Regions from separate parts of the Homo sapiens genome. Here region 2 is linked to region 1. Evidence: read pairs that join two places in POLR2A ChIA-PET (ENCODE). Cell type or tissue: Panc1. All regions are shown on one strand. Links, peaks and the distances in the headings refer to the core of each region. The heading gives the core; the rest is flanking DNA. Region 1 overlaps GMDS-DT (GMDS divergent transcript). Region 2 overlaps GMDS (GDP-mannose 4,6-dehydratase).

Region 1 (9,553 bases), core at 1,024-9,023:
ATGTACCCTAAAACTTAAAGTATAAAAAAAAAAAGTGGTAATGGGAAGGAGGGACTTTTACTGTAAAAAAAATTATATATTTAAATTTATAAATTTAAAAATTCTGCAAGTACATAGACTCTATACCAAAACCACTGCTCTTAACGTGAATCTGGAATGGACTGTTAAGGTTCAGTTTCTTTTCTATTTTTAATTCAAGATGACCATTTTAATATCTTCTGCAAAATGATGCTATTATTCTGCCATTTCTCTCTATTCAAACCACCAGCAAGCTTTCCTGTAACCCTCTGATAGGTCATCTGGCCAGCGGCTGGCTCGAGGTATCATTAGGTCCAGGGTGGGCAAGCTGTAGCTTGTGGGCCAAACTCAGCCTACTACCGGTTTTTGTAAATAAAGCTTTATCAGAAGACAGCCATGTCTACTTATTCATATTTAGTCTATGGCTGCTTTCACACCACATCAGCCATCAGGTAAATGTGACAAAAGCCAAAAAGCCTGCAAAGTCTAAAGTATTTACTATCTGGCCCTTTACAGAAAAAGCTTACTGACCCCTGATTGACAGGATAAGCTCTATTCTTTTATTAGCTCATTGCAATTAAGGTAGTACTTTTTGACACTAATACCCTCATAAAGCCCAATGCAGAAGCAAGCATTGATTATATCAAGGGACAGTACTTGGTAATGGGGTAGGCATTCAGATAACTCAGGATCGATTTACTGATTATAAATTATGTTTCTGGAGCAACTTAGACCACTTCACACTACTAGATGCTAAGTATTTAGCACTGACATAAAGTTAGAGGTGCTATGGTGTGAAAATGTCCCCTCCAAAATAAAGGTGTTGCCAATGTGATAGTATAAAGAGGTGGGACATTTAAGAGGTGATCAGGCCATGAAGGGTCCTCTTTCATGAATGGGATTAGGCACCCTTGTAAAAGGGCTTGATGGAGGGAGTCTGTGTCTTTTTGTTCCTTCTGCCTTCAGCTATGTGAAGATGCAGCAGGTAGGCCCTCACCACATGCTGGCACCTGGATCTTGGACTTCCCAGCCTCTGGAACTGTGACAAATAAATTTCTGTTCTTCATAAATTATCTAGTCTCAGGTATTTTGTTGTAGCTGCACAAAGCAGATTAAGACAAAAGGGAATAATTGCTGGGGGACAGTTGTGAATGGAAAAACACACTTACTCCCCTCACATAAGCTTAGCAGGATGGATGGCTTTACTTAAGTGAGGTGAGATGCGGCAGACATCATGGGATCCCACAATAGGGGAAGTCGGGAACAGAAGAAGCACCTGGGAAGAAATCATGTTTGAGCTGAGACTTTGCGTATGTGTAGGAGTTAGATAAGCCAAGAGGATAGGAGGAAACTTCCAGGCAGGATACAGAGCATGTGCCCAGGTACATTCTTAAAACTTTTGAGGAATGGAAAAATGAAGATGTCTATGGATACATTGGCCGCATACATCTGAGTGATTTGCACACTCTGACTTTCAGCTATTTATGTTTTTGGCCTGGGTTCCATGTTAGAATGTCGAGATAGCATCTCTGGGATAGTTCGTTGCTGGACATTTATTGACATTAAATTCCATGTTTTCTTAGTACAGGAGAAGAAGTTTCGCTTTCCTACCCACCTTGTTCCTACACAGTCTCAAAAGTAAAAGCAGACAGACCAGTCTGTATTTGCCAAACTCTTTCATGCTCTGAGCTTGTAATATATTGGCCTATTTCTCCTTTTCCCCAAAGAAGGAAACTTAGCTCTCATATTTCTTTTTATGGTGAGACAAAGTCATACATATATATTTCACAGGAGTTAAAAAAATACCTAATTTCAAGTCTCAGAATATTCTTTAATGATACTTTCTCCTCTTTCCTCATCTAGACCAATTAGATACAAATGCCCTCAGTGGAGTATGGAAAGAATATCTTATTCTGCAAAGGGTTTATTTTAGAAGGAATGTATTAAGAGTGAGGTCTGTTGGGTTAAACCTGCTTAATGGCTGTGTGCATCCTTGCTCATGACAAACCAAGCACAGTCTCTTTCCTGGAGCTGGCACAAGAAAGTGCTGGGAGGTGGGTGTTTGCAAACCAGTTCACGTGAAATTACCTAATTTAATGAAGTCTGTGTTAAAGCATGGCTCCCCATGTCCCCATGGTAAGACAGTCCTGAACCAGCTGGCTCTCTGTCCTGTGTGCGCTGGTATCCTTGATGGGAGCCTGTGGAAACTGGGTGCAGAGAGCATGATTTCAATTCCTGGCCTGGTTCCATGCAACCTGCTAAGGTCCTCTGGACAAGTCATTTTATACATTTGGGCCTGAGGTATTTGCACCAGATGATCACTAAAGTCCCTTCTGGCTGTAGCATTCTGTGAATGAATCTATTGAATTTGTTGAAAATCCCTAGACAGATGGAAATGGAGGTTGAAAGTTTATTTAGTACAGCATTTTATGGGGGAAATCAGCACAACTGCAAGCCCTCCTCGCACTGCTTGCTGCTGCCATTTAAGCTAGTCACCTGTTTAACAATAGTAATAATTTGATTTGATCTCAAGGACAATTGAGATTGAAGGAAGGTTGTGAATTTGAGTGCAGTGTCTAAAGGATGACATCCATGTTTGTGCCTCCTCCCCCCTCAAAGCTCTTGTCTGAAACACCACTGTTCCAGAACACCTGGGGCTTCTTTACCTGAGTATTATGCTATTCTCATTAAGCACAAGAACATGCAACAATTACGTAGAAGTGTGCGTGTGGGGAAAATTGAACACATTTCACAAGGGAATGGTGAGGGAGTGGGTATACAAAGCCGGCTTTGAACCTGCAAACCCGGGCCAGCCAACATGTCACAGGTGAGAGCGTGTTAGTGAGAGGGTGATGACAGTTCTGGGACCGTTAATTCATGGATCCTCAGATACACTCGGGCAATTGTTCTGGGTTTCCGGGAGGTGCGAGGGCGTTCCTCCTCCAGGGCGCGTGCAGGCCACGCTGAGCAGCCCTGCTGAACGTCTCCCGGTGTGCCGTCTCTCTGTTTCTCTGTTCCCCTTTCCGTCTTCTCTCTTATGTTCCTACTTGTCCTTTCTTCTTGACTTCCTCCTTTGTTCCAATGTGATGATTATGGACGAGTTAGAAAGAGGTAGTAAAACAAAATGAAGATAGTCTATTCGAATATTTGGCCGCCACCACTATAGCATAATATAAAATGCAGAAAAACCAGTTGGCAACTTCTCGTTGATTTGTAGGCCGTATGACGCCCCAGGTGTCATCAGGGCAGGTGGAGAGTGTCTCCTGCATCGTGGAATAAGTATGAAGCTTTGGCTCTGGCAATGACCACAGGACGTGGCATAAAAATGAATTTTTTTGTGGGGTAGAAATCTTTCCTGTTTGTGCTAAGAGCATTTGTCCCTTGTTATACACATAACACATATACAACCTCCCCTACACCCAACACACACACAGCACATCCAAATCCAACACACCACACACACATACACATATGTACACATCCAAAACACATTGACACCACACAGACTCCACACACCACACACACTCAACCCCTCCCCACAAACTCTAAACCTCCACTATATCCCCAACACATGCACCACACCACACACAAACTCAACACACCAAACACACATACACATATAAACACACATACCCACACCCAACACACACACACCCAGCACATATACACACCACACACCCTCTACACACCACACACAAACCTCCAAATATACCCAACACACACACCAACCCAATGCATTACACACACATATACAAATATACACACACTCAGCACACACACCCAACACACGCTGACATCCCACACACTCCACAACAGACTGCACACACAACCCCCCCATATACACAACTAACACGTACACACACACCATACCACATGTATCCACCACACATGTACACATGTGCACACACACACCACACGTGTGTGCCCACTCACAGCCGGATGGGGAAAAGCAGGCACAGCCAGTCAGGGGTGAGCAGCTGAAGAACCCTGATGGGAGCAGGTAGCCTGGAGGGACGTGGGGTTAACTCTTTCCAAATAAGGAGCTTTCCAAACTGCCATTTCCGTATTCTAAGGCTTGACAGCTTTTGAAAGGATGAAAAGAGCGTGTATTTTCCAGAAATCCTTCATGTGACTATTTGCTTCATTTCAATGCCTCAGAACACCACCAACAAAAAACCCACTCACACCCTTGCTGGTGGTTGCTACAGTGCAATTGGCTGCAGGCTTTTGTTTAGAAGTTTGCAGCAGTCCGGGAAGGAGGTTTTCTTCCTCCCGGAGCTGAGAAGGCCTGTCTTCAGCACCAACGTGTCTTCTGGCCTTGCCAATAAAGAAGTAAGAAGCCACTGTGAAAAAACCATCATTCTCAACAATAGGCCAATAAACGGTTGGCAGAAATGCCATGCGCGCCCCTCCGAGGACGGGGCAGCGTGTTTGAAGAGTCACCATGGTAGTGATATTTTATGAGCATGAGTCACTTGTCTGTTTTTCAGGGAGCGCTTTGCTCGGCCCATCTCTTTTAGTACATTTCCATTTGGTGTGGTTTGGCTGCTGAGTGCAGTGTGGCAGCAAGTTACTTAAAAACATTTCACAAAAAGCCAGATTCCCCAGCGCTGGCATACCTGTGGACCACATAGATGGCTGTAATTGCAAACAGCTGCCCACCCACCCACGGAACAGTGAGAGGTCATTTTAAAACATGTTAAAAATAGCCTGCCCCAGGAGAAGCTGGTTCATTTGTTGATTCAAAAATATTTGCCACCAAGAAGCGTGTTCTGAACATATACTCCAGTTAACATTTCAGAGGTTCACTCAGGACTAGTCCAAGGTTAACTTTAGTCCAGTTGCTCTGTGTATCCATGAATTCAACTAACCATGGATGACAAATATTCAGAAAAAAAAACAATAAAAAATAACAACACAACAATAAAAACAACACAAATTAAAAGAATGCACTATAAAACCACTCATATAGCATTTACATTATATTAGGTGTTATAAGGACTTGAGATGATTTGAAGTATACAGGAGGATGTGTGTAGGTTATATGCAAATACCATTTTATATCAAGGACATGAGCATCCATGCATTTTGGTAGCCAAGGGGGGCCCTGGGACCAATCCCTGGTGGATACCATAATTAATAATGATGATGATGGTGATAGCACATATTTATGGAGCACTTCCTCTGTGTGTGGTGCCCTCTCGGCATTGTGCATGCACTAACAGCCCTCACACCCCATGAGCTGAGTACTGTCCTGCTTCACACCTGCATGGGAATTTCTGAGAGGTGCTAGGAAGGCTGTACAGTATAAAAATGTCTCCCTTCTCCATTTGACAAGTCGTGTTTGTTAGTTTAGAATTACCATAATAGTGTTCCTCAACTAGTCTTTAAGGTGCCCTGAAAATAGAAAGAAAGTAGGAGACAGAGGGAAAAAGGGAGGAAGGAAAGAATCAGGGAAGGAGGAAAAGAAGGAAAGAAGGAAGGAAAGAGGGAAGGGAGGAAAGGAGGGAGAGAGGAAAGAGGAAGGAGAGAAAGTTCTAAAGTCAACTCAGTTTTTAAGGACTGTTAAACAGGTTTGTTTCTGTGGGACTTCTCAGAGCCTTTATTGTGACTTGGAGAAGGTTGGCATATGCAGTGTTTCCCAGACTTGACTTCTGATCCATTATTTCTAGGGCTGGTCTTGATGATTCCATGTTAGAATTGTCCCTGTGGGTGTTACACAGTGCCCTCAAGAGGAAGGCCTCTTTTAAATGCATGTGACCCTAGGGAATTCTTCACACCTGTGAGGCAACTGGTTTCACTTACATTTTTTCTTCACAACGGTAGAGGTATGGGATACTTAGGTAAGATTGTCCCCCTCTTCTTGCAGTGTTTATGGAGCACCTACTCTCTGCTAGGGAACTTGGAGAAGATATACCTTAATAAGGTTTGTGCGTTTGTAGAGGTACTGAAAAAAATGGGCAGAGTTATGAAAAAAGAATAAAAGGGCATTCCTGAGTCTTAGCGGATTTTTGTAAACATGTGCAAACTAACCAACAATCTAATAAGCCATACAGTTTTGCCAACCTATAAAGGGTTGGTATCACCAAAGCATAAATACAAAAGCCCATATAAAGTATTTTAATTGATCAGTGCTAAAAATATCATTAGAGAAGTTATCTGACCTGTTATATTAAGTTGATAATAGTAATGACTAGGATGATAAATAAAAACAAATACATGGTAAACATAAATATATCATTTTATTTAATTTCCCAGTCACCTTCTGAGATAGGACAAGTAGTGAATTCATTTCACAAGTGACCTATCGCAAAGTTATTTACAAAAACCAGTTAGGATAGTTTATTTATAGTGTGTTAAAGAAGCATTGGGAAATCAGCTAACATAATTTGTACATCTGTGAGACTTAACAGCTTTTCCTAGACATTTGCTCAATGCCAGCACTGTCTTCTACAGGGCATGAGGCACATAAATAGAACCTAATGGGTGCAAGGGGCTGGCAGGGGGCTTTTGGCCCATTTTATTTGTTTGCTGACTTTACTGTACTCACATTAAAGATTACTGCTTTGACTGGTTCCTTAATTTTGAGATAACTGCATTAGATCTTAATTTAACTTTCTGCCTCAGTATATGTGTTTGCGATAGAACTTGCAAAAAAAAAAAAAAAAAAAAAAACAAGGCAAAACCAAACTGAAACAAACGAAAACGAGACAGGAAGATGTCACGGTGACTCAAGTACACGTCTCACGGTCCTGCCTGTAACAACAACAACATAAAGTAGCTTCGAAATAAGTCATTATGAGTCGCAGGGGGAAATGAACTGACAGGAACTCATAGTGTTTTAGCTATAAAGAGGCTATGTTTCTGTCCATGGAGGGAACAGGATGTTTCTTTCCTCTTTTTCTCAGGTGATGTAAAAAAATAAATTTATATTTAAATGCTTATGCTTTAATTTGTCCTTTGGTCTTTTCTTGTTCAACCTCATTAAAAACAAGGGCAGAAAAATGACCAAGTTTTACAAACATGCAGTCACTCTAATAAAATCCGACATGTGATTCAAGCAGAGAAGGATTGATTGAGTGGAGACCTAGGCCCCAGCTTCCCCGCTGTATAGATTTGAGCGAGTTGCCTATCCTTGAAACTTCCATTTCCTTATCTAGAAAACAGTCCAGGCCTTGTCTACCTTGCAGGACGGCTGTGAAGAACAAATGGATAATTACTTAGTTGGTTAGTTAGTATCCTGCTCATTTCCAAAAAAATAAAGAGAAAGGTGTCAAGCGATTGCCTCAGTAGATGGGCTTGATTTTGAGACTAGAACTCACTGCAGACATGTAAAGCAGTATTACTCATCAAGTCCGTAGAAGGACAGAATGCTAAACAAGACTAGAATTTATACCTAGAGCCCTAGATACTGGAAAAGACAGCCCCATCACAAGTGGGCTTCACTCCTGCTGAAGTTCTTCATGATTTATCCAGTATTGCAGAAAAAAATAGATTATTTTGCATCTCAGGGGTCAGGAGGACTTGAGAATTTAGCACCACGGAAGAACTGCAGAATCACTAGTCTCTCAGTGCTGTGTGCTTAGAACCACACTGCTTTATCAAGGCATGGATCCTGATGCTTTTTAGTGTCCATCTTCCCTATTAAACTGCAGGAGTCACTGAGGCTGGGTCCAAGTCTGTTTTGCTCACTGTGGGGTCCCTGGAGCCTACTGTGGCTGGCACATGGTAGGCCTTCAATAGTACTCCTTGAATAAAAGACTAAATGATGGAGCGACCCAGCACATCTGCCCCTCCTGCTTCTCAATGGGCTGCACTGGAGTAAGGTAGCAGGCTCAATCAAGCAAGAGCTCACTACTAACTAAAAGGTGGGAGGGCGAGGCCCAGTGAGGTGGCCAGGCAAGTTAGACAGAGCCCCCACTCTGCATGTACCCCTGGCTGGATGCCCTTCCTGCACTCTGAGGAATGTACATCTACTCTGGCCATGCTCGGTTGAACTGAAATTATAGTATCTTGTTCCACGCTTCAAACAGAACCAGTGTGAATGGCCTTCCCGATAGCTTTAGTCAGTGGAAAAACTGAGCAATGTGGCCCAGCTTGTGGCCAGTGAACCTTCAGCACAAGCACATCAAATAGATAAGACCCCAATTTTTGTCTACATGGCAAAAATGCATTGGGATCCATACATCACACACGCAGGTATATGCCAGCGTGAATGGTTGAGACATGTTAAGGAATCAATTAAGTTAGGGACATAGCTGATGGAGCGAATGAGGTTCTGACACACACACACAAAAACACAGCCAGGCCGGGTGCCGTGGCTCACGCCTGTAATCCCAGCACTTTGGGAGGCCGAGGCGGGCAGATCATGAGGTCAAGAGATCGAGACCATCCTAGCCAACATGGTGAAACCCCGTCTCTACTAAAAATACAAAAATTAGCTGGATGTGGTGGCGCCGGCCTGTAATCACAGCTACTCGGGAGGGTGAGGCAGGAGAATAGCTTGAACTCAGGAGGCAGAGGCTGCAGTGAGCCAAGATCGTGCCATTGCACTCCAGCCTGGCAACAGAGTGAGACTCCGTCTCAAAAACAAAACAAAAACACAGCCAGAAAAGTGGTGACCGGCTCTCCTGATAAAACATTAGTGTGTGACAGACACATTGTTTTCTGATTTGGAAAATAAGGACTATGGAAAGTAAGGGACGTGAGTGGGCAGGGGAACTAATATCATGACAATATTTCACTTTGAGCTAAAAAAGCTCCTAATTTCACTAAATTTTTTCAGCATCTGCAATATCTAGGAATTATGCATAAATAGATATGCCTATCTAATTTGGGTAGGAAAAGTTTCCCCAAATTGAAGGAAAAGTAGATTTAAAATGTTTTCAAATAAAGAATTCAGATATTCTGCAGTTTCCAAAACCAAATTAAAGTGTCACAAAGGAGTCTGGGTGCGGTGACCCACGCCTGTAATCCCAGCACTTTGGGAGGCCGAGGTGGGTGAATGACTTGAGGTCAGGAGTTCGAGACTAGCCTGGCCAACATGGTGAGACCCCCCATCTCTACTAAAAATACAAAAATTAGCCAGGCGTGGTGGCACACGCCTTTAGTCTCAGCTACTCTGGAGGCTGAGGCACGAGAATTGCTTGAACCCAGGAGGCAGGGGTTGCAGTGAGCTGCGATTGTGCCAGTGCACTCCAGCTTGGGAGACAGAGTGAAACCCTGTCTCAAAAAAAAAAAAAATAAAAATAAAATAAAGTGCGTCACAAAGGAAAGTAACTCAATTACACAAATAAAGTGGTCACTACCTAATTGTTACTGATCCTTTCAGAAGGAACATTTAATCATTAGATGTTTATTCTACCTTTGACAGCCAGTTCCTGGTGGAAGCCATAGGCTCACTGCCTGCTCTTATCTTAGTATTATTTCTTTTAGAAATGAAACGACTTAGTCTCTGAAGGAATACATTGCATTGAAATGAACCAGGCAAAAGGAACCCAACAGTTACTGTCTTTGATCAGGGCACAGAATATTG
Region 2 (9,553 bases), core at 574-8,573, 270 kb before region 1:
TAATCACAGCTACTCGGGAGGCTGAGGCAGGAGAATTGCTTCAACTCAGGAGACAGAGATTGCAGTGAGCCAATATGGTGCCACTGCACTCCAGCCTGGGCGACAGAGCGAGACTCTGTCTCAAAAAAAGAAAAAAAAAAGGAAAAGTTTTACTCACAGTGTATTTACTAACTTACTCTTTACCCACCATTTTTATAAATAGCATCTAGAAATTAATATTGTGGTAAATATGTTCATTTAGCTATTTGTATTAATTTTAGCTTAATATATATAAAATAATGTTGCAATACTAAAATAATGCTACTCTGGATTTTATTTAGTAAACAAGCCACTATTTATAAACACATTAAGGGTGAAAAACCCAACAAGCATAGCTTTGTGTGGTCCACTAATTAATTATGAGCAAAATTCCAAACATTATTAGCTGTTATCAAAATTACAATACCACCTAGCTCTAATAAAACAGAACAATCTGTTTGAACAGGGAGAGGAGAACTTTCATAGAGTGTTCTCTCTCATATAAATTCTTAATGGACTATAAAGGACTTTTTAAGTGGTTTTAGATTTGAATTCAATTGCTCAAATCTACAACAGGCTTCCAAGAAGAATCTGAGCCAGATGACACACAGGCACCCACCAACAGCATACACTCCTGCCTACCCTGATGAATACAAAGTCAAACATGCTCAACTTCTTCCTAAGAACCATGGGAATAAACTAGTCATATTTACAATCGTGGTGTTTATTCATTATAAACCTAAACATGAAATTATAAAATGAAAAAGGTTTCGTATTGCAATTTTGCGCTGTAACAAATAAAAGTGGTTACAAACTGTATTAAGTTATCACGGGGGCTGTGTCCACACAGGTGAAGGGACAACAGGACTGATCAGAAAGAAATGGGAGCTTGTAGAACAAAAACAAACAAAACCGTAACATTACTTGACCGTAGAGGTTTGTTCCATCCACATCACCTATTCACAGAGATTAAAAGTATCCAGTCTTTGCTCCAAGCACCTACTCACTGTACCTGTAAGAGAGCTAATTCTTCTAGACACAAAAGGCACTATAGTATGCAGGGATATTAGGTCTAAATGCAAACATACCTTATTAATCCTCAGGCTTTCAAAGTACTCACTGCTCTTTAACAAGTAAAGCATTCTGCTCATAAGGAATCTTTATTATTTGAACATTCATAATTTGCTAACAAACTAGAGTGATTTATGTTGCTCTGAGCACATCTAAAAATTACATAAGACAAGAAAACAATGAGTTTTAAAACTCATATAACATCATAATAAACTATATCGATTCATAAATATACTAAGCAAAATAAGTTATCTTCAGAGACCCAATATGAAGTTACAGTTTGTGTATACTAATATATGGACAAAAATGTATTTTCAGTGCTAAAGCAGAAATATTTATTTTTAGATCTTAGAAAATAGGTTAATTCACATTATACTTATATAACTGACTTGACAATTTCATTTAAAAATAATTGTATGAATAGGAACAAGCTGCTCATTCTAACAACGTCTTCATTAAGAAATTGTAGCAAATATTATTTGCCTCCCATAGCTTTTAGGGAAGCTAACTTACAAACCACCATGGTGTAGATATTCAAAATTTTAAATTTTATATTGAATTAAATTGTACTACCCTAACCAAAAAGATGATTATCATTCCTGATGAGTTAGTACCGTGGATTTCTGTTGTCTGTATATATTATATATATTAATTTTATGTTAGTATCACTGATGTGCTAACATTGCACCTGGCATTGTTGAATTTGGGGATCTTCTAGCTATTCAAATACTCTTTCATATGGTATTAATTAAAACCAGTTCCCTCCAGCAAGGAAAGAACAATGTTTTAAACTCAAACTCAAATGCACCAAAACTTCATTTCACCGTAGTAAACAGTGGGAATGACAAGAGGTCCGATATAAAGTATCAGAGTCCTGCGGTATCTTCCCCTCACAGTTCAACGATACTGCCCACCTCGGTATTCTCAGCTTAGTAGTGTGACAGGAAGACTGAGTGGCATCATATCTGGGCTGGAGACTAGGTAGCGTGTGGCTGCTTATGAACCGCACGTCCAGGTGGGCACCTGTGAAATAAGTGCTTGAGCTGGCTCTGTGCCAAAATCTTTGCCACTTTAGAATTCTAGAGCCCATTTATTAAAAAACAAAGGATCCAAAACATCACTTTTTCCTTTAGAATACATCATAACAAGTTAACATTTTGGTGGCAGGAAATACAGTTATTTGAATGAGGAAGACATTCTTGCAATCATTTCGAACAGCAGCTAAGGCAAATGACAGGCCTCAGTCCCAGGCAGAAACAGCAAAGACGGATATGTTGACTATGTAACCTGAGCCCATCCATTTCTCTAGATAATTTGCCTCAAGTTAGACTGAACTGTGAGCAGGCAGCACACTGGGACTGAAGTGAAGGAGGACACACAGCGGCCAATGCATATTTCCTTTCCCCCATGCCCACTGCATTCACTGCTTGCCTCCTTCATCAGGACTTGGGGTGGTGAGGGTCCAATCCCAGGAGAGATATTATTGGAGACAGGATGGTCAGGGGGCCTCACGGAGAAGCTGATGCTTAAGTTCGAGTGTAGTTAAGGGAATGAGACAAGTAGATATCTAGGGAAAAAGAGTTACAGTCAAGTCCACATACATAGGCCCACAGGTAGAATCACATCTTAAGGAAACACAGCCTAAGGCAGGTGCTTGCTGCATGGATGAGAAAAACAGAAGCATAAAAAGGCTAAGTGCCCTCTTAGGGTCATGTAGTGAGCATGTGACGTGACCAGGATTTTAAGCCACAGAAAAGTCCAAGACCCAGGGTCTGGTGTGGACCTGGATATGAAGTTTTAGAGTGTGTCCCAGGAACCGTGATATGCACCCCTGATTTGATAACCTTGCCTGGACCATAGTTTCTTGTGAGAACATTCCTCTCTTCTGCCCCATGGCAGTCGTCTGTTCCAGTAGTGGACATAATGTCTCCCCGCTGCATCCTCTGGGCACAGGGCCTGTAAAGGGCCGATGGCTGTATTCACACATGTTAACTTACTGAATGCTAACATGCAATTGTATGGGCCACAGGCCAGGCCCTCATCCACATTTCAGGATGTTCTAACAGCTTCTCTTTCCTTCTAACAGCAATAGCTACGCTCCCTGCCTGCTCCTTACTTTCCTGCTCTACTCACACCTCCCTGTCAGGCTCCCCAGGGTCCAAAATAAATAAATGAATGAGCAAGAACACAGAAGAACAGTCCCTCTCTGCTGTTTGCTCTGGGTTTTTAATAGGCTACCCCCTATCCTTACTGTAATTACACGGTAAAGGGCCACGCTGTTGCAATTTTGTTTTGTTCTATAATTGGGTTAGCCAGGCACTAACCAGATGTTCAACTATAGACTCCCACCTTTCACCAACCGCCCTTCCCCCCCATAATGCAATTCTCCCAATGTATTTGTTCACCCACCCCCCTCCCTCAATTAGAACAGCCCCAAGAGGTTCAGGCTTCCTGGGGACGAATATGGGGGTCAGCTATTAAGGTACGGATTTCAACTCTCAGAACCACCAGGAAAATGTCACTGGAGATGACAGTTCTTTAGCTTAGGTAATTCAGTTTCTTGGGCCCTTTCCCAGGGGCCACAGATTTAATTCCTATGGCTATTTTTATTCCCACCTCCATTCCTTTAACTAGCTTTTCTGTCTCATCCCTCCTAGATTCTAACTTCGTGCCAGGTCACTAACGCACTGGCCCCTTGACTCACAGTCAACTCTGCCTCCTGACTGGCATCCCAAGCTTGAAGTCCCACGTGGAGGAGTGTTCAGACTCAACCCCCTGGGGCTTCCACAGTCAGAATCTGCTAACTTGTCCCGCACAACTCTGTGAGGAAATCTCAGCTCCTGCCACATGGTCATGACCCAGTGTACCTCCCAGGCACTCATGCCTCCTAGCAGTCCTGAAACAAAATTAAACAAATAACTTACACAGAGACTTGAAAAGGAAAGTAATACAGATATTTAAAGGGTTAGAAAAGGAGTAGAAAGTATGGGTTATTCAATCTGAGTAAGAGAAAGTGAAAGAAAGACACACTCATGGTTTGTAACGCTGAGAAAGAATTTGAAAATCCTTTTCAAAACTAAAAAAAAGACTAAGTGACTTTCTGTCTCCACTAAAGACACATTCCACAATGGAATAACTGTTGTTTCTTTGAGAAAAATCAAGGCAATTCCAACATGGCATTGTGAGGCAAAGGAAAGAAATACTGCACTAGGTTCACTGTAGAAAGATCTCACCAACACCACTACTTTGAAAATGACATTAAGATTATTAAAGAAGCTCCAAGACATGGGGGACGAATCGAAAATCCGGACAGCAATTAAAGTTAAACAATTAAGCAACACTATTACTTACACAGCAAAAAATACACAAACCAACCAACCGCACAACCACAACAAAAAAAGCAGTTTCCTAAAACATTTTCTCCATCAAATGGGCAGGACTACGCATTGGATAATTTGTTCCTACTTGGATGATGTCATCATGCTAGGTTTAACTTCTTTTAATAACTAGTACATTTCAGTCATCTCTCACTTTCTCCCACATAAGATCAAACCAGCCTTTCAATGACCTACTTCATGAGTCATAATTTTTCTGTTTATGATTCAGAAAAATGTCTTCAGTCAGTATTTCCCAGACTTCTGTGGGTTTATTCCAAGAACCAATTTCATCTTCGCTGGTTTCCTACAGGAAACCAGAGCAACTTCCTATTATTTTATTTTCCTTACTTTTAGCATACCCTAGCCCACATCAAGTTAACTGGAAGTGAGAGCGGTAGGAGACTTTATTCCATACAAACAGAAGCCAACACAAACAACACCCAGTCTAGAAGTCACGGGTGCAAAATTAAATGCAAATGTGTGCTAATATTAGGACCTTTTTTCAAAAGGACACCAAACCAAATAACAAGAAATTTAATTAATCTTATGGCAAACATTACACTGTCAGAAGTAACTTTTTTTGTCTAAATATATCTATGAATACAATAAATTCTACAAAGCTGATTAATATAGAGAAATTAACTATAAGAAACAAAATATGTATTTTTTCATCCTAATTCCTTCCCTAACAAGCTACTAGAAAACAAACAAACAATTGCAACCCACCATGGAGAGCCCTGGAGAGGTGAGGGAACACAGCAGCATGCTGCCAGCAACCTGACAGATGAGCAGTCTGTGATCACATGGCGCCATCATCCCAGGCCCCTTCCCCACGCCCGCTCTGGCCATGACGAAGCCTGTCCACAGATCACAGCATAAACAGTGGTATGGAACAGGGATTTCGAAGGACATTCTAAGAGGAGCTGTTCATACTAAGTACTTGAGAAGTATTTATTATCTCAGACTATGTACAATTCAGAAAAAGAGGTTTCTGAATATCAAGAACTTTGATACAAACATATATCATATTCGCTTTCCATTCTTATAACTCCTGACTGCAGACGTAGTTTTGGGCTTTAAAAGCTCATTAAGTCATTAACTAGTAAGTAATAGGATTATTTTACATCAAACTCAAAAACCTATATATTAAAGGCAAAGGTCTAAGAAGAAAGCATTTAAGGAACATATTCTATTTGGATAAACCAAGAAACCTGAAACACTAGAACAAGGGTTCTCAAAGTGCGGTTCCCAGACCAGGGACAGCATCATCTGGACACACCCTAAAAATGCAAGTTCGAAGACCCCACCCTAGACCTAAAGAATCAAGGATTCTGAAGAGAGGCCTGGCAACCCACAAATGATGCTACAAGCTTTACCCATCATATTCTCTCTTGTCCCTCTACATAAAAATTTCTGGAAAAAAATGCATTCAATTTGCATTTCCCTTATAACCTCTCAACTTCTAAACCCCTTGCACGCTGGCCAAGTTCTTCTGTCACATCACTAAAATGTTTCTTTAAAACGTCACAAATCCTCGCTGGCCTAACTGGCAAGGCCGGTGACTTTTCCTGGTCCTCATTCTCCTAGCCTCATCCCCTCTTGCTTGCAATGACCCAATTTCTTGACTGCCATGGCACAATCCCACCCTCTGCCTCCTCCACTTCAGTCATCAGCCCTACTTGTCCTCATCCCACCCTCTCACTATCAACCTGTTTCCAAGATTCAATCTTCAGTCCTCTACCCGTCTTTCTCCAGTTACTACTTGGCATCTTTAAGACCTCAAGAGCTGAATATACAGCTCTGTACCCTAGATCTCTCTCAAAACTCACAGCATATTTGAAGCTACCTTATAGCCTGCTTCCCTTGAATGTCCTTCAAGTAACGCCAGTAAAATGTTTCCAAAAGGGAACTTATTTCTCCAACCCCACTCCAAAAGTTCCTCCTTGAATGTCGGTTTCTAGTACTGGTTCTATTGACCTTCTGGTCCCCTGGGCACTGGAGCCCTGGGTTTCCCTCTTCTCTAGTGACCACATCAGTGCATAGAGAAATCAGCCCCACCTGGCATCCTGTTTCATTCCTCACTCCCACCCCCATTTCTAGTGACACCATCCTCATCCAGCAACTTCCTAGCTCTTCTTAAGCCCTACCTCTAGACTCTTACCTCTAGAAGTCATCACTGAATATATCTTCCCCCGTTCAAAACATGGGTAGCTGCCCAGGCACAGCCCAGCTTCCTACCTGACCTTACCTCACACTTCTCCTCATACTGGTTCTGCTCAGCTCATCTCGAATGCTCATGATGCTGCAAACATGTACCAAGTTTTCCCACTTCTCTTTGCCTCATATTATTACCCCCGTTTCAACTATTAGTTTCCCGCTACGTCTGTAACTCTGTAACTGTCCTCTCTATACCTCAACACCAGAGCCAGTGTCGGTTCCGCCTCGCACTATCCATCTACCCCCAGACGGAAGTTCTCTCTTACCCTCCTCTAAAGAGTCAGACACTTGTGCCAATCACCCCTCCTAGAGTTGAAACCCCCACAGCAGAGGTGTATCTGACACAGCTTTTCGTACTGTACCATGCATGACACCTTGCATGAGGTATGCACTCAACAAATATTTGTTGGAAGATTAAATGACCTTACAAACCAAAATTCTCACTGAAGAGTGCCATTTCCGCCCATTAACTAACCATTAAGAAAAGCAGCCAAAATACCATAAAAAAAGATAAACTTCACATGTGTAGCAATGTAGAGGGAACCAACTCAATAGCCTATGATTTCTATTACTTACAGTACAACCACACCAGAACGATAACAAAACACTATCATGATCACTACAACTAAGAAAACCAACTATAACATATTTCTGAACTATAAATATGTTTTGGGGAAAGGAAAGAATCAGCCCATTTAATACTAAATGACAAGGGGAAGGTCTTCTATAAATAAACCTTTATAAAAATTTTCTGCATCTTTCATTACAATTTTCAGCTCCTAGAGGTGATAAACTATCTATGATTACAAAGGAAACTTCTTAATCTAAAGGAAACTGAATAACAGAATGTTCATTCCAAAACATTCTGTTTTGTCTGGAAGATACTCTCATGGCTGGTCAGGAAGGTCAAGAAGCAGCCAGATGACTTATAATGTGGAAGATAGACTGACTACCTCAATTAGGGAAAAATAAAGTCTTCATTCCTGGAATGATAAAAAGTCACCGCTTCTCTATAGGAAAGAAGGGATGTAATTTCTCAAGCACACAGTATGCATAAGAGACTTTCCAAAATGAAAAAACACATGGAGAATCATTTAGAAAAATAGCTAAGCTGTAACCTAAAGACCCTGATACCTTTCACAGACTTTGGTGAAAGTCTGGATATAGAACAGAATCATCACAGATTAAGAAAAGAAAAATGTTTCTTCATAGACAGCACAGGCAGATATGAGGTATCATCATTCATCGATATGTAGCCATCCTTCAAGGTTAACATTTGAAAGAAATACATATAATGAAGACTGGCAATCAGTTATAAGATTGAGTTTATTGCTATGTTTCTCTCACCATGTTCTCCACTTGGTTTCATTTTATCTAGTTCATGATTTCTTCCTTAAACAAGCAGAGGTATATAGAATAGGCATTTAGCTTCCATTCTATGCAAACATGGGGATACAGAAAAATAGCCAATCACCTAAGAAAAACTTTCTGAAATAAGACTCCTGTACTTGTTCATTAAATAGCAAAACAAACAAACAAACAAACAAACAAAAAAAAACCTCATACATTTTCTGGACTTTTGAGGGGCTTTTATAACTTAAGAGTTACTTGCTTTTATTTCTCAGGTCCACTAACCATCCTGTCTGAACAAGTATCTAAATAGAACTCCTATCATTCATGGCTTCAGATTTCACTTATTCATGTGAGCAGGAGGACACGGCAACAAAAACTTGAATTAAGCAGACCACTAGAACCCTAAGGATGGGCCTGTGATGTTTACCGTGATTCCTTCCAGAATGCGAATAGAGGGGAAAATCCACACTGGCTATATCACACTGAGGAGGAGGGAGACTAAAAAGCTTTCTTCCAATGATTTTTACCATTCACAATTAAAAAGTTAATTCAGCTAATTTTAACATATTATTGGGACTCAAAAATATTCTCTCAGCCAGTAATTTAGCCGCTACCAAAAATTGATATTAACATAAAGGTTTTACTTAGTTACATCTTCCAACATTTTAACAAAACATTTAATTCACAATCTGTTATTTGAAATGGCAGAAAACACATCCATGGGCCTCATGGCTACAGGGAACAACCCAAAATAAACAAATACTGCTATTCCAATATTAGTGGTAAGGTTTTATTATATTGTTTAATAACAGACAAGAGACTTTTAAAAAATCTATGAGTACTTCAATTAGGATTAATACTTAAACTAACACTGACAATTCAACTTGAAGACTAAGACCAGTGATTATATTACTACACTGAGAAGCAGCAGACACAAGTAAAATACAGAACGCCACAGAAACACGGCCAGAGAAATCCCAATGAAAATGCTTACTTTGACGTGGCTCTGGGCTCCAAGGTTGTAGATCTCTGTGGGCTTTACTTCATTAATGATCTTCACAAGGCAGGTACTGTCAGTGAGATCGCCATAGTGCAACTTCATGTCTTCAGGATACAAAAACATCCCATTAGATAGAGAAAAGCAACATAAGCTCAATTTTTAAAAACATCAAAATTGAAATGCATATTTGGAAAGTCTGAAAACCAGGGTCAAAATGGAAATGCTGTACTGATGGTTCTGGAGTAGCAGAATATAACTGTCACCTTTACCTAAATAATAGAAAGATAGCTACATAATGCCTATGTCTGTAAAAGATTTTGGTGGTAAACTCAGAAAAATGTTTTTTAAAGCACAGTATCACGAACATGTTATACAATAACATATCTTAGGGCTCCAGGTGGTTGTAAGATGTGTTCTGCAAGAATGAGATTCAGAAAAAGAAAACCTTGTAATAACATGTATACCATCTAAAGCAATCCATAACACTGATGATGATGAAGACAGCTCTCTTTTCTTT

Evidence for each region. Peaks named below come from ENCODE experiments on the same cell type or tissue, not always from the same donor. Only the 100,000 strongest peaks of a DNase experiment are listed, where the experiment ranks them.
Region 2: POLR2A ChIA-PET joins it to region 1 with 34 read pairs; 2 of 35 experiments call an interaction of 5 or more read pairs at or near these places.

The regions. Positions count from the first base shown.
Region 1 is chr6:2,372,682-2,382,234 of GRCh38, forward strand. All of the region lies in intron 4 of GMDS-DT (GMDS divergent transcript), which reads left to right. Among named protein-coding and RNA genes, the nearest start is that of GMDS-DT, 130 kb to the left of the region's middle. In Panc1, for the core only: no CTCF peak of the experiment used is centred there; a DNase peak (open chromatin) is centred at 4,510.
Region 2 is chr6:2,106,741-2,116,293 of GRCh38, forward strand. GMDS (GDP-mannose 4,6-dehydratase) reads right to left here. Exons shown (of 11, transcript NM_001500.4): 4 at 9,031-9,140. Among named protein-coding and RNA genes, the nearest start is that of GMDS, 130 kb to the right of the region's middle. In Panc1, for the core only: no CTCF peak of the experiment used is centred there; a DNase peak (open chromatin) is centred at 4,651.